4 separate regions of the Mus musculus genome follow, and regions 1, 2 and 3 are each linked to region 4. Evidence: chromatin loops called from intact Hi-C (ENCODE). Cell type or tissue: heart. All regions are shown on one strand. Region 1 overlaps Gm33782 (a long non-coding RNA gene). Region 2 has its middle 36 kb from the start of Gm33897. Region 3 holds the start of Nudt4 (nudix (nucleoside diphosphate linked moiety X)-type motif 4). Region 4 overlaps Btg1 (BTG anti-proliferation factor 1).

Region 1 (2,500 bases), 290 kb before region 4:
CAAATAAACCCTTTCCTCCCCGAGTTGCTTTTGGTGGTAGTGTTTCACCAAAGCAAGATTAACTCTAAGGCAACTGTCTTATCACTTCTCACAGGGGCTCTAGGCATCCAAACTCAAGTCCGCTTGCTTGTATAGCAAGCACTTTAACAACTAAGCCATCTCCCCAGCCAGCACTTTAACAACTAAGCCATCTCCCCAGCCCCGTGCACTGGGATTTTTTTAAACACTCGCGCATTCTAGACTGCTCATTCCCTTCTGTTTAAAGGAATAGCTCCATTATCAGAAAACAATAATTCAACTCTTATGAAATCCCATCCATGGACATGTTAAAGAGATGTGGAAAGGGCTTTGTTCAAGTTACACACACATTTTTACCTGCCCGCTATCACTTTAAAACTTGGATGGATCTTCATTTAAAGAAAAGGGAAGTCCTGATAAAAATGGTAGTGTGCAGTGCCTCTTAAAACACTAGCACTTCAGGACCTTGTCACTGGCTTATCTGAGGGACAAAGAGCTGGTGCAGACTCTTTAGAAGGGGCTATAAGCTTTCTGGTTCTCCACAGACCCTTCCAGTCCTCAGCCTGTTCCCTACCAGGCAGCACTCTGGATATCTGTTTTTGACTCAGTTCACAGAAGTCTGTCAAAGCTCAGGTTCCTTTGTCTCTTCCGTATCCCACACAGGAGATTCAGCATGTGCCAAAGAGCTGCCTTTGACCTGAACGCTCATGCCATCCCTTCACGTCTCTGGTATTGGAAAGGTTATCAGGTTCCTCTCTGAATTCTACTCCAGCTCCTTTCCCCCACCCCAGAGGCTTTGTTCTGTGCTTTTGCTTTAAGAATGAAGACAAAGCCTGACGATACATCTATTCTCCTAAGACTCTAGTTCCTCAAGGCTGAGTGCCAGCTCCCTGATTTGTTTCCCGTCCAGAGCTGCGAATACAGAGACCGCCAACAGGGCAAGGCCATTTTGCTAATGACCTTCGTAGGGCTGACTGCACAGCCAGTCAACAGCAGATCTGAAAATAGAACTCAGGACTTTCAAATCATTGTTCTGCTTGCTGGGCTGTATTTCCTCCCATAAGGGCCTGGTTAAGCAACGTCCTGTTTTGCACAAGCAGAAGTCACAATACACATATGAGAAACTGGACTGGACACAAGGATCACAAGACCGCACCCACCCTTAGGAAAGATGGCTCTGTAGCATGAAGCAGTGCGATTTGTTTCTAGTCCTGCCGGTTTGGGTTGCAAGCGGGCTCACAGCTGGTCAAATCATTGACTTTGCAGTATGTGGTGTTTTAGGAATTTTCAGAGTGCCAAGTGTCAGGTATTTGCCTGACAACACACCAAAAAGACATTTATGCAAGTGACAGAACAGTGTCGTAAGGTGGCCACCAGCTTGGGAATCACTGTGTTTGTGGTGCAAGTGCCATGGGAGAACCAGAAGCTTGGTGGCAGATCATTCTTTTAGGGTATTCCTTGTGGCCTGTAGAGGGCAGATTGAAATCGCAGAGATGCCCCTAGGCACTGTAGTCATCCTGGACTTGGAGGCTGAGGCAAGAGGACCTCGTGATCAAGACCAGGCAGTTCCTTTATTACCTCGAGCTGCCTTAAGGGAAGGAAATGGGGTGGGGGTGGGGGACGACGAAACAGAACAAAACAAACAAACAAAATGACTGGAATTGTCAAAAGTCAATCAATAAGGGAGTTTTATTTGGGAGCTGACAGCAGGATTACGTACAGTCCAGAACACAGGTATACAGGTGGCCACTTGCATGTCCTGAGAACAAAGGAAAGCCTGGGGGGTTTTAGCAAGCAGAGAAATCTACACATGAACATACCTGGTCCTTCTCACTGCCTGTGGGAATGGCAAGGTCTGATGGATGGGTGGGGCAGTGGGTAAAGCTAGTTTGAAGATTGTAGTTGGCAGTTACGCTGTTAGCTACTAAATAAATCAAGTCTTGAACATGCCCAGGGTGTTCCTTTGGACTGTTTCTGGAAGATTGGATCTGGAGCAGGCATGTATTGGTATGATTTCCCTTCCTTGCCTCCAGCCCCCGCCCCCCTCCACCTTAGTGGGGTGTGGTAGGAATGCTTACAGAAGGTTGGGGGGTGGTTTACACTTCCTGATGTTCCTTCAAATTGTTGAGACCTCTCTGTTCCATGCTAGCCCACGTAGAGGGCTTGCTAGCCCTTCAGTGATCTTCAGTGTGTTCTTGGAGAGCAGAGCCTGAGGATGCTAGCTGTTTTTGCCTCTCAGTCAAGCTCCTGGCCGCTCCGCAGGACATAACAGAGTGGATTCCAGGACCCTGAACTAGCTGTAGTACGTGAGCCCTGGATCTATGTCTCACACCTGCCAGACTTGAATCGAATGGCTTTGTGTCTTTGCGTCTGTTTGTTAGTCTGTAAGACAGGCGCGGCAACAGCTGGTAAGACCTCGGAGTCATTATGAAATTGAAATGAGTTGTTATTCATGGATTGCTTCAAAAGATTCTAGACAAAG
Region 2 (2,500 bases), 130 kb after region 4:
TGCTTTTATCCCATCAACGGAAAAGTCAATAGCATACATATCTTTTAAAAGAGTGAACACATTTGATTTAAGTAAAAGGAGATGCTATTTTGGGAAAGAGGCCTTGGGAGGGCCTGACCCGAATGCTCAGACTGTTCTGACCCTGTGCACTTGTGTACTGCATTTCCCAGTACTTGTCTTCTTTGGCTTGGACAGAAAAAAAAAAATGGTATCCCACAGTCTCAGGCAAGTTACTTTACAAAGGAATGCAGTGACGATAGATATTTTATGATGAAAAATAATTTCCCGTTCTCCAATGACTTTGCCTTATAACTCTAGATGTTCACTAATATGATTATGTATAGTATATACTCATTTAAATATTTTGCATACAAAGGAAGAAACCATTTTCCCTAAACTCTGACTGCCTCCCCCTCTGTTTTTCCAAAGGAATATCAAAGTCAGAATAGAGTGAAGGAACTTGTTAAATTCTCATCCCTAATTACCTAGTCTACAAAATGCTGGCTTTGATTTAGCCCTTTTGATTTGTTACCCCTTATGTTTCAGAGAACTCTTAGAGGGGTGTGAATGAGGCAGGGCGAAGATGAGGTTTAGTTTCTACTGCTTCACTACTAGATGTCCTCCAGTCTGGTTTAGTCAAGGAACGTAGCACAGACACCCCCCCCCCCCCCCCAGGACTCAGACCTCCTCATAGTTCTTAGGGGACTTTATCCTGAGAATTAGAGTAAGTGGCTTAAGAAATCAGTTCAGTAGAGTAAACATACAACGTTCGGATTCTACAAAAGAATTATTCTGTCATAAGACAAGTACATACTCTTTGAAGAGAGTATGGAGACAGGAACATACAGGAAAAGTAAGGGAGAAAGGGCTGAGGATTTCAAATCCAGCCTTACTCGCCTTGCATAAATCACTTCCAGTCTGATCATTCCTCTTATCTATTGAATAAGAAGAGAATAGTCTCTCTCCCATGCGGCAAAGGTTTGCTCAGGTTCTTTCTGGAAAAGCACTGCACAGTAGCTGGTAGCGTGAGTCATCCCAGACAATTATGTCATTGCTGGTGGCAGAATGTGGGAACTGCTTGCTAGCCTTTCCAGGCAAGCAGACTTGACCCTCCACCTCTTCTGGTCTTCCGTAGGATTGTTTTTATTAGTCCTCCTAACGCTAAGCTTACATAATGTTTTGAAGGAACTTGTTGCTTAAGGATATCTTAAATTAATAATATTATTACCAAGAACCAGATTTCATTTCTGCCTATTTTCATAGTGCGTTTACTGGAGCGTTTTTCTTAGTTTGTTGAAATCATTTCTTCTTGTTTCTCTCCTTTTTTCCCCTAAGCTCTTAAAACCAATCAACGTTCACAGGAAACCTGTGTAGCAATGCTTCTTTTTATCACGTTGTTTCTTTTCTGGAATACCCAGGAAAGATGTTATATACAAAACAGTAGCCTTTATGTGGATGCCTTTTTTTTTTTTCTCTAAAAGTCTAGAAACACTTCACATTTGAAGAAGAACGCCTTGCTCTCCTTTTTGAATCTGAGCGAAATCCAAATCTATGGTAATAGGACATTATTAGCTCTTGAGAAAAGTAAACTCTACTTTCAGAGGGGGAGGCAGTGTCTGGCAGGCAGGCAGGCACTTCCTCTTCCTTCCCTTCAGCAGGCATCCCAGGGGACCAGGAGGGCGGGGCGCCCAGGGACCCAAGGGGCGGGGCCGCAGCTTCACCCTTGTTCAGTCTCCCGCAGAGCGAAGCTGTGTTTCCTTCCTCTCCCCTCTCCCATCCCTGCATTGTTCCAGCTGCCAAGCCTTCAGCATTTTCACCCAGTAAGAGGAAGGGAAGGGCAGAATGGCTTTGAAAGAATAACATTTCTTTTTATGCACTTAAATAGAACACCCGACACAAGACATCCCGTGTTCCCTTTCAAGGACGAAAGGCTGCTTGTAGTGACAAGAGAACCATAAAAACCCAGGATTTGCTATTTGGTAGGTGGTGGTGTGGTCACATTCTGCTGATGGTGAACATTACTCGGCCATTTTAAAGGACAGCCTGCTGTCTTCTCCCACACACTGCCGTCCCCCTGTGGGCAGCCACACCTGTCTTTCTGCTGTATTTATGTTTATTATTTTTCACACCGATTCTGAAGTCCATGCTCACTGTCCATGAGTGTGAGTATCTTTGTGTTTTCCTCTCTGTGGAAGACTTGCTCAAAACTCAGAGCCCAGCAGAGGGGCAGCACTCAAGAAGTATTTGTAGCATAAAAAAGATCTGGTTTGCCATTCAGTGCTCTCCTACATACTCAGAGGAAAGTAACTGTTAAAATAAGGTATCAAGAGTTGGGAAGATGGCTTAGTCAGGAAAGTGTATGCTCCACAACCATGAGATAATCTACATAAAACACACACACACACCATATAATTTGAGCCCAGAGACCCATTGTTTTGATTCAGGACCATCTTTCATGTTTTAAATTGAATGAAAATAAGTTCTTAATTTTCTTACATTG
Region 3 (2,500 bases), 1.1 Mb before region 4:
TTAAAAGGTCCTATATTCCGTTCTCTTCTAAGTAGACTCAGCTCAAAGACCTTTCTCTAGAAGTTCCTTCGGGATTTGGGTTTAACACTTAGAAGCTTTCAAATCAACCTTTAAAATAAATAAATAAAAAGCAAAAGCGGTTTAAAGATCCTAACTTTCAAGCACGCGGCTATCTGTTAACCACCACTGAGTGTACGCTGTCATACTTATCATAACTTCAGGGGCTAGCAATAAGGAAGCCATTAGATCCCATCTCCAGTTTTATGCTTGGTGCTTCCCTGGACGCGGCTACAGAAGCAGAACTCAGAACGCTAACTTTTTTTCCTCTATCAGTTCATTTTAGGCGTGGCAGCGCTACAAGATTTCCCCCAGCTACCAAGTGACTGAACTATCCAGAGCAGGATGAAAACGGAATCATTTTAAAACCGAATAGAACTGAAGTGAAATAAAATAGGCTCTCCCAGAGATTACTCCAAAGGTCCCTATCCGTCCAAAGCAGGGCGAAGGGTCGGGTAAAATCACACGCCGCTCCTTCCCAGATGTCAAGTCACACCGCAGAACAGCCTTGAGAAACCAGAAGAGCGAGAGATGGCCGGGCTGAAAAGGGCAACTTCGCCCCGTTCCTGGCCTATCTTGTCCCTTCTGGCGTCATTCCACATCTCTCGCTGGCCATCTTTCGGTCGTCAGAAAAACTTTAAAAGCGGAGTCCGCTTTGCAAAAGGAGGTATCTACGTAATGAAGCCAACAGCTTGCGACCTAATGGGAGGTCTAAAAGGCAGGCTGGCGAACCCCGGAGGCCGATCTCCAGCTCCGGGCGTGGGGGTTGCCGGTGACCCGCAGGCCCGGGCGGTGCAGGGGGGTGCGGGATGAAGCCCGGTCGCCAGCCTTTGTCCCCGCGCTTACCTCGTCCTCCTGCTCGCTGCGGAAGCACAGGCAGGCCGCCCTCTTCTTGAAGCCCTCGCGGTCGTACGTCCGCGTCTGGTTGGGCTTGAACTTCATCCTAGAGCCGGGCTCCTGCAGCCGCTGCTCCGGCCGCCACCGTGGGGACCCGGCCGCCGCCACCCCGCCGGGGAGTCGGGCCGAAGGAAGTCGCGATGCTCGGGCGCCGGTGGGACGGGCGGCGGCGGCGGCACGGACACGGACGGCGAGGCCGGGCGGCCGCCGGGACGCGGGGCGGAACGCGGGTCACTGCAGTCCGGGCGCAGCGGTGGAAGCGCCGCCTCTGCTCCGGCGCCCGCCGCTCTCCATGGAGCCCGCCGCCGCTCGCAGCCACTCCTTGCTTGCACCCGCCGCCGCCGCCGCCGCCGGGGGAAGAGCGCGGCTCGTGGCTCGTGCCACGCGGAGACAGTTGGAAGCGACGGTGCAGACCGGGCAGAGACGCCGAGGATGCGCGCCGCCCCCTTCGCCCGCATTTAAGCGGGGCTCCCGCGCGCGCGCGCCGGCGCGCTCCCTCCTTTGGGCGCGCCAGTGCGCCTGCGCGCCAGGACCGTTGCCGGGCGGGGGTAGGGTGGGGAGCTGGGGGCGCGGCTTCGACCAGCCGGGGGGCGGGGCTCGAGGCCTAAGTCTAGGGCTCCGCCAGCTCTGCCCTGCCCGCGGGCGAGTGCTCCAGAGGCCTTTTTTTTTTGGGGGGGGGGGTGCGCTTTGTACAAGGCCAGGGAAGGGAAGCGAGCAGAGACCTCCTCGTTCTCCGTTTTAGAGGTCCGATAGAGTTCCCTTTAGGGACGGACCCCAGTACTGGGTCCTGGAGCCAAGGTCCCCGGAGCCATGGCAGGACTACTGAAGCATCGCGGTTAGCATTGCTTGTGAAGGCTAGGAAGGTTAAATTCATTGAGTTCTCTCTCTCCTCTCCCCTTCCTTCTCCCTCTCCCCACTTCCTCTGTTTCGATGAGAGTGCTTTTATGTGCTCTTGAAGAGTCAGCTGAGGCTTTGAAGTGGACTATAGCCAGTTGTCTGTGTTGTGGCATCCCCACCTCCGCTGACCCTCCAGAGTGCATTCATGAACACTGGTTATGGCTGTTATTCTGTGTGTATCTCATTCTAAGTAAGGCCATAGCAGTAAATCAGTGGGATGTTTGTTGTCTGGAAGCTTACAGTTTTAGGCACTTGGAACAACTCCCAATATTTCAGTGCTATTGAAGAGCCAAGATAGAAAGTAGGAGACCGGTGGGCAGTGGTGGTGCACGCCTTTAATCCCAGCACTTGGGAGCCAGAGGCAGGCAGATTTCTGAGTTCAAGGCCAACCTGGTCTACAGAGTGAGTTCCAGGACAGCCAGGGCTATACAGAGGAAACTCTGTCTCGAAAACCTAAAACCATAAACCAAAAAAAAAAAAAAAAAAAAGAAAGAAAGAAAGAAAGAAAGAAAGAAAGAAAGAAAAGAAAGAAAAAGAAAAAAAGTAGGAGACCTGACATCACTGGAATTCAAGAAAACCCCTAATCCAAATCAGGTGTGGAATCCCAGGTATGTGATCCCAGCACTTGAGAGCCCAAAACAGAAGGATT
Region 4 (2,500 bases):
GAGGGGGGGGGAGCTGGGCGGCGGGGCGCCGCGACACGCACAACAAAGGATCCGAAGCGGGGCGACGCGGAGCTGCGCCCCGACGGCTACCGGCCGGTCGCGGGGGACAAAAGACCCAGGGCCCGGAGTCCCGTCGGTCTCCTCTGCCGGGTCGCCGCGACCGTTGCGAGAGTCTGCGGCTGAGCCCCTGGGTGGCTTGTCGCCTCTGTGTTTCGGAGCCGGCCCGGGACGGACGTGCCAGGTCTCCGCACCTCCTGTGCCTCTTGCCCATTAATCATCGGATTTGTCACCGGTACAATTACAACCCAACCCAGATCTTGGTTTAAGGTTTCTTGGGTTTTCTTCCCTTTGGGGTTAACTGGCCATAGTGGCGTTGTCTTGCCCCCACCCCCCACCAGTTCCATAAAGTCTATTGTATGGGACCCCGTTGGGGTGGAGAAAGTAAACAGGTTCCCGCCCGCTTGCCTGTGCCATCCAGCTAGTTGGCCATCCAGGGCTGCGCGCGGGATTCCTGTTTTGGCGGCTCAACCGGTCAGTACCCGGACAGTGTTTGCCACAGTGTCTTTGCTTTCTCTATTCTGTCTCACGACAGCGAATTCGGTCCCGGACATTTGTGAAAGTTGGTGGTTTTCATTTTCGCTTCGCTAAGAAGCTAGCAGCAGGAGGAGGAAAGTACGCTACGGTACGGCTGCGTTGACTACCGTCCTGAGCATTGTTTCTCTGTTCTTTTCTTCCACAGAACATTACAAACATCACTGGTTCCCAGAAAAGCCGTGCAAGGGATCAGGTTACCGTTGTATTCGCATCAACCATAAGATGGATCCTCTGATTGGACAGGCAGCCCAGCGGATTGGACTGAGCAGTCAGGAGTTGTTCAGGCTTCTCCCAAGTGAACTCACACTCTGGGTTGACCCCTACGAAGTGTCCTACCGGATTGGAGAGGATGGCTCCATCTGCGTGCTGTACGAAGCCTCACCAGCAGGAGGTAGCACTCAAAACAGCACCAACGTGCAAATGGTAGACAGCAGAATCAGCTGTAAGGAGGAACTTCTCTTGGGCAGAACAAGCCCTTCCAAAAACTACAATATGATGACTGTATCAGGTTAAGATATAGTCTATTGGATGGATCATCTTATAATGGATGGATGAATTTGATTTTTTTTGCTTTGGGTGGGCTCCTCTTGGGGATGGATTATGGAATTTAAACCATGTCACAGCTGTGAAGATCTGGCACAAGATAGAGTGGTAATAATTTTTTTATTTCTTTCTTTTTTTTTTTTTTTAATTTAGTGACAGTGCCATAGTTTGGACAGTACCTTTCAGTGATTTAAATAGCCTGTGAGTCCAAGGAAAGGATCACTTTATTTGCTAGGGAGTGAAGTCGAAGGGTGGTTTCAGTTTCTCCCAGACCTTATACCCAATTTGTCACAGCAGTCCCTTTAAGGAAATTCTGTCTTTCAAAGAACCCTCTTTCGCAGTCAACCTTGCAGGGGAATTTGCACTATTACACTTGAAAGTTCTCAGTAACTTTTTTGGCAGCTCAATAGGAAAGCTCAATGTTTTAAGCATGGTAGTACTGGAAAAATTTTTACACGGAGACTTTTACCTAGCACTTAAAATGTATAAATGTACATAAAGACAAACTTAGTACGCATGACCTGGGGGAAATGGTCAGACCTTGTGTTTTTGGCGTTGAGAGTAGGGAGCGACCAGGCTCTGCCATGGCAGCAGGCTTTGAAAAGACCCTTCAAAAAGACACTGTCTCAACTGTGGTTGTTAGCACCAGCCAGCTCTCTGTACATTTGCTAGCTTGTAGTTTTCTAAGACTGAGTGGAGTAAACTTCTTATTTTTAGAAAGTGGAGGTCTGGTTTGTAACTTTCCTTGTACTCAATTGGGTAAGAGTCTTTCCCACAAACCACCATCTATTTTGTGAACTTTGTTAGTCATCTTTTATTTGGTAAATTATGAACTGGTGTAAATTTGTACAGTTCATGTATATTGATTGTGGCAAAGTTGTACAGATTTCTATATTTTGGATGAGAAATTTTTCTTCTCTCTATAATAAATTGTTTCTTATCTTGGCATTTTAATCAATCTCTTGTCATGATTACAGAGGTTCAGCTACAAAATATTTTTCTCAGACGTCTTAGATTTGTAAGCTGTGTGGATGTCACTTGCACACTGGTCACACAAACACATTGGGAGAGGTGTAATTAGAAACTAATCAGAAGGAACTAGAGGAAGGCTTTTAGATTTTTTAACTCAGGTTAAAAGCATGGACACATTCACAAGCTAATGATCTCATGAGGATAAAGACAGAGGTAACATCTTCCAAAAGTGGCGATGCCCAAAGGATCCCAGTCACTGCTTCCTGGGGAAGTGAAGATAACAATCCTCTCTGGCCCTCCTTTGAGAAACAGTTCTTTTGCCCCCTTGGATTTGTTCCTTTAGAAAATCCTGGGGCAGGTGACCTATAGCCTTAAAGAACAGGCTTATCAC

Evidence for each region. Peaks named below come from ENCODE experiments on the same cell type or tissue, not always from the same donor. Only the 100,000 strongest peaks of a DNase experiment are listed, where the experiment ranks them.
Region 1: a loop joins it to region 4, with 2.8 times the contacts of the local background. A loop is called at or near these places in 13 of 42 quality-filtered maps.
Region 2: it touches region 4 in a loop (3-fold over the local background); 6 of 42 quality-filtered maps call a loop at or near these places.
Region 3: a loop joins it to region 4, with 7 times the contacts of the local background. A loop is called at or near these places in 2 of 42 quality-filtered maps.

Annotation. Positions count from the first base shown.
Region 1 is chr10:96,331,935-96,334,434 of GRCm38, forward strand. The region is part of intron 2 of Gm33782 (a long non-coding RNA gene); the gene reads left to right. Among named protein-coding and RNA genes, the nearest start is that of Gm33782, 24 kb to the left of the region's middle. In heart, CTCF peaks have their summits at 936 and 1,482 (motif pointing right); DNase peaks (open chromatin) are centred at 1,057 and 1,497.
Region 2 is chr10:96,750,037-96,752,536 of GRCm38, forward strand. No RefSeq gene overlaps it. Among named protein-coding and RNA genes, the nearest start is that of Gm33897, 36 kb to the left of the region's middle. In heart, a CTCF peak has its summit at 1,054; DNase peaks (open chromatin) are centred at 1,055 and 1,695; H3K4me3 peaks cover 813 bases; H3K27ac peaks cover 1,769 bases.
Region 3 is chr10:95,562,759-95,565,258 of GRCm38, forward strand. Nudt4 (nudix (nucleoside diphosphate linked moiety X)-type motif 4) reads right to left here and starts at 1,388. Exons shown (of 5, transcript NM_027722.5): 1 at 904-1,388. The coding sequence starts at 999. In heart, a CTCF peak has its summit at 1,347; DNase peaks (open chromatin) are centred at 903 and 1,493; H3K4me3 peaks cover 2,181 bases; H3K27ac peaks cover 2,300 bases.
Region 4 is chr10:96,617,537-96,620,036 of GRCm38, forward strand. It overlaps Btg1 (BTG anti-proliferation factor 1), which reads left to right. Exons shown (of 2, transcript NM_007569.2): 2 at 740-2,500. The coding sequence ends at 1,107. Among named protein-coding and RNA genes, the nearest start is that of Btg1, 1.8 kb to the left of the region's middle. In heart, a CTCF peak has its summit at 989 (motif pointing right); DNase peaks (open chromatin) are centred at 215, 375 and 945; H3K4me3 peaks cover 2,069 bases; H3K27ac peaks cover 1,249 bases.